Linked DNA regions of Homo sapiens: region 1 is linked to region 2. A link is an interaction called in ENCODE POLR2A ChIA-PET data of the cell type or tissue named here. Cell type or tissue: PC-9. All regions are shown on one strand.

Evidence for each region. ChIA-PET counts read pairs that join two places held together with the same protein. Peaks named below come from ENCODE experiments on the same cell type or tissue, not always from the same donor. Only the 100,000 strongest peaks of a DNase experiment are listed, where the experiment ranks them.
Region 1: POLR2A ChIA-PET joins it to region 2 with 10 read pairs; 3 of 35 experiments call an interaction of 5 or more read pairs at or near these places.

Annotation. Positions count from the first base shown.
Region 1 is chr18:9,937,649-9,940,148 of GRCh38, reverse strand. All of the region lies in intron 4 of VAPA (VAMP associated protein A), which reads right to left. Among named protein-coding and RNA genes, the nearest start is that of VAPA, 25 kb to the right of the region's middle. In PC-9, no CTCF peak of the experiment used is centred here; no DNase peak of the experiment used is centred here; H3K27ac peaks cover 799 bases.
Region 2 is chr18:9,794,051-9,796,550 of GRCh38, reverse strand. All of the region lies in intron 3 of RAB31 (RAB31, member RAS oncogene family), which reads right to left. Among named protein-coding and RNA genes, the nearest start is that of RAB31, 87 kb to the right of the region's middle. In PC-9, no CTCF peak of the experiment used is centred here; no DNase peak of the experiment used is centred here.

The sequences.
Region 1 (2,500 bases), 140 kb before region 2:
AAAGAAAGGATGGAAGGTGGAAGATCAACTGTACATCACGAGGTGGGATGCTTATAAACCAACTCATTTTTTAAAACCTCTAAAGAGAAACTTTGGCATTTGTTCTGCCTTTTTAAACTCTACCACTGAATAACCAAATATTACATAAGCACAAGTTTCTCCTTACACAAGTATTGTAAGTAGTGTATGAAGTAGGAATGACAGAGTATGACCATCAGACAATCTTAAATGTACTAACAGACCTAGGTCATACTGTCTCAATCTCAACTTTACTGACATTTTAAGCCAGATTATTCTTTGTTGTGGAGGCTGTTTTGTGCATCACAGGAAGTTGAAAGGCATCCCTGGCCTCTGCCCACTAAACAGGTTAACTGTAGCACCCTTACCTACCTCTCAGTTGTGAAAACCAAAAATGTTTCCAAGCACGGTCCCCAGAGGAGCAAATCGATTGCCCCTGGATAAGAACCACTCATTTCAAACTTTCGATCACAGGAAATACCAGGGACAGGGAAAAAAGGTTAAATAGCACCACAAGGATGGAATCAGCAAAATCAATTCTGTGGGAAAGTCTATAGGCAAACCTAGTTTAATAATAAAAACATTCAATAATTTGCAAAAAAAAAAAAAAAAGAGAGGAAACGTAACAAACTAAGAGATTTAAGAAACGTATCATCCAATAGAAGTATTTGGACTTGGCCAGGCAGGGTGGCTCACACCTGTAATCCCAGCACTTTGGGAGGCCAAGGCAGGTGGATCACCTGAGGTCAGGAGTTTGAGACCAACCTGGCAAAATCCCGTCTCTACAAAAAATACAAAAATTAGCCAGGCGTGCACCTGTAATCCCAGCTACTAGAGAGGCTGAGGCAGGAGAACTGCTTGAACCCGGGAGGCAGAGGTTGCAGTGAGCCAAGATCGTGCCACTGCACTCCAGCCTGAGCAACAGAGCAAGACTCCGTCTCAAAAAAAAAAAAAAAAGAAGAACTATTTGGACTTTATTTTCATCTAATTCAAACAAACTGCAGAAAAAAAAATTTTAATGACATTTGTGACAAGTTTTAATGCTGTCTGGACAGCTTGATATTAAGGATATACTAAATTTTTAAAGGCATAGTAACAGTATTGTCATTAAAACTCTTTTATCTCTTTTTTTAAAGTACTTTGAAAAATACACATTGAAACAGTTACAGATTAAATTATACCAAGTCTGGGATTTGCCTTAAACAATACCTAAGATGAGAATTAACAGGATTTATATATAATAAGCTTAACCACAAACTAGTCATTGTTAAAGCTGCTCATAAGTTCACAGAGGTTCACTGTACTCCTCCTACCTACTCTTCTAGGTGCTTCTAAGTTTTCAAAATAAATCTTAAAAATTATCTTTAGCAGATATTTCCTACAATTTAATATACAAGTCCAGATAATCCAATTAGTGAAAATACATTCTGCAGCTAGCTAATCAAGGTTCAGACTCAGATATTCTCTAAAGTACTTTGAAGTTACTTAACAGCTTTTAGGTTACTAGTAATACCTGCTCTGAAAAGGTTCCAGGCTCAAACTACTCCTGCTCGAGTTCCACCGCAGGGGATTCTGGGAACTCCATTCAGTATTTGTTCAAGCGCTAAAACAGACCCAAAACTACTTTCTTGGATAACTATGGGCTAGACCAATAGGTAGGCATAACTGCTCTTTTCACCCAAGATGTGTAAATGGCGAGGTTCAACTGTCATTGCCGTATCATTCCCATCAACTTCTGGTTTGGTTTCTAAACCAGTGAGAGCTACTCTTAATCAGCAGTATCAAATACCTGGGGTTCCAATCCTTTTCACACATCTCAAAGTGTGTGCTATCCAGAGCACAGTAGAAGCCCAGATAGAAGATAGATTTACGCTGACCGAATTACTGTAAAAAATGACATAAAACTCTCAGTGAGAAAATATCCAAATTTTTTTTTAAAAAGTCAATCCAGACAACATGCTGTTTTGTTTTCTTGGTTTCAACAGTAAGAGCTGGGCAAGCTATTAGCTTCCCTCCGCCTAAGCAAAAAAGAAAACCTCCAAATGGGAAGCATACACAGGCCATCTAACACTCACTTTCCACAGAGAATACATGTGTTCACAATTTTTTGCTTTTGGCAAATACCTCAAAAATCACTTAAAAGAGGCATTTTAAAAATTCAAAATATAATTTGGTCAACACCTAATTACCAGAGACCTTTTCATTTCTGCTTATCCTGAAAGAGGAACACAATAACTGAGCCCACATATTTAATCTGCATGTTTACTTTTCAATAGAGCAAATGGCCACTAGATTAAGGCAGTAGTCATGTCAGATTGTAACCAAATTGTGCCACACCATTCTATTTATCCATATTATTGTATGTATTAAGTCACATACACACACAGAAAAATTTATCTTTCAAGTCTCTCTCACCATAGGAAAAGATTCAAATTTGCAATCCAGACAGGGAAATGGACAAGGTAAGTGACTACAACCCACT
Region 2 (2,500 bases):
AAGTACATAACAGTGAAACACTGGGTCCAAATAACAGGTGGATTTTACAGTATGTATCAGAGACTCTGAACTAGCAATTCCACATCTACAATTTTAGATTAAGATTAGGTGCATATTTTAGCTATATTTTAGCATGCTTCTTTTAGCTTTATTTTATTATTATTTTTAAAATTTCAGTAGGTTTTTGGGGAATGGGTGGTGTTTGCTTACAAGAGTAAATTCTCTAGTGGTCATTTCTGAGATTTTGGTGCACCCATCACCCAAGCAGTGTACACTGTACCCAGTGTGTAGTTTTTATTGCTCACCCCCACTCCCACCCTTTCCTGCAAGTCACCGAAGTCCATTGTATCATTCTTATGCCACTGTGTCCTCATAGCTTAGCTCCCACTTATGAATGATAACATACGATGTTTAGTATGTTACTTCATTTAGAATAATGGTCTCCAATTGCATCCAGTTTGCTGGAATGTCATTATTTAGTTCCTTTTTATGGCTGAGTAGTATTCAGTAGTATTGTATGGTGTATATATATACCACATTTTCTTTATCCACTCATTGATTCATGGGCATTTGGGCTGGTTCCATATTTTTACAACTGCAAATTGTGCTGCAATAAACATGCGTGTGCAAGTATCTTTTCTGTGTAATGACTTCCTCTGGGTTGATACGCAGGAGTGGGGTTGCTGAATCAAATGGTAGATCTACTTTTAGTTCTTTAAGGAATCTCCATACTGTTTTCCACAGTGGTTATACTAGTTTACAATCCCATCAAGAGTGTAAAACTGTTCCCTTTTCACCACATCCACGCCAACATCTATTATATTTTGATTTTTTGATTATAGTCGTTCTTGCAAGAGTAAGGCCGTATCATATTGTGGTTTTGATTTTCATTTCCCTGATAATTAGTGATGTTGAGCATTTTTTCATGATCATTGGCCATTTGTATAAATTCTTCTGAGAAGTGTCTATTCATGTCCTTATACCACATTTTGATGGGATTGTTTGTTTTGTTCTTGCTGATTTTGTTGAGTTCCATGTAGATCTGGATATTAGTCCTTTGTCAGATGTATGGATTGTGAAGATTTTCTCCCACTCTGTGGATTGTCTGTTTACTCTGCAGATTGTTTCTTTTGCTGTGCAGAAGCTTTTTAGTTTAATTAAGTCTATTTATCTTTTTCTTTGTTGCATTTGCTTTTGGGTTTTTGGTCATGATTCCTTTGCCTAAGTCAATGTCTTGAAGGGCTTCTCCAATGTTATCTTCTAGAATTTTATGGCTTCAGGTCTTAGATTTAAGTCTTTGATCCATCTTGCATTGATTTTTGTATAGGGTGAGAGATGAGAATCCAGTTTCATTCTCCTACATGTGGATTGCCAATTATCCCAGCACCATTTGTTGAATAGGATGTCCATTTCCCACTTTATGTTTTTGTTTGTTTTGTCAAAGATCAGTTGACTGTAAGTATTTGGCTTATTTGTGGGTTCTTTATTCTGTTCCATTGGTCTACATGCCTATTTTTATACCAGTACCATGCTGTTTTGATGACTATGCCCTTATAGTATAGTTTGAGGTCGGGTAATGTGATGCCTCCAGATTTGTTCTTTTTGCTTAGTCTTGCTTTGGCTATGGAGGCTCTTTTTTGGTTCCATATGAATTTTAGGATTGTTTTTTTCTAGTTCTGTGAAGAATGATGGTAGTTGCTTTTTTTGTTTTTTGTTTTTTTGTTTTTTGTTTTTTTGAGACAGACTCTCTCTCTGTCACCCAGGCTGGAGTGCAGTAGCATGATCTCAGCTCACTGCAACCTCCGCCTCCCGGGTTCAAGTGATTCTTCTGCCTCAGCCTCCCAAGTAGTTGGGACTACAGGTATGTGCCACCACGCCTGACTAATTTTTGTATTTTTAGTAGAGACAAGGTTTTACCATATTGGCCAGGCTGGTCTCGAACTCCTGACCTCATGATCCACTCATCTCAGCCTCCCAAAGTGCTGGGATTGCAGGCATGAGCCACGGTGCCCAGCCTGAATGAAATGATGGTGTTATTTTGATGGGAATTGCATTGAATTTGTAGATTGCTTTTGGCAGTATGGTCATTTTCACAATATTGATTCTACCCATCCATGAGCATAGGATGTGTTTCCATTTGTTTGTGTCTATGTCTATGATTTCTTTCAGCAGTGTTTTTAAAATGTTTTAATCTACAAATATGGGAACTTTTGTTTTAAAAGGGAATTTAGGTAAAATGAAAATTATATAAATTACCACTTGATTAGTTAGGAGATGATAATGAAAATTATAGATTATCCTGAATCCTGGATTCTTCCTTTTAGAAAGACAATAAACAGATCAATAATTGAATTAAGGCCCCAAATGGTAGCTCACACCTGTAATTCCAGCACTTTGGAAGGCCAAGGCAGGAGGACTGCTTGAGCCCAGGAGTTCAAGACCAGCCTGGGCAACATAGCAAGACCTCGTCTCTACAAAAAAAATTTAAAAATTACCCCAG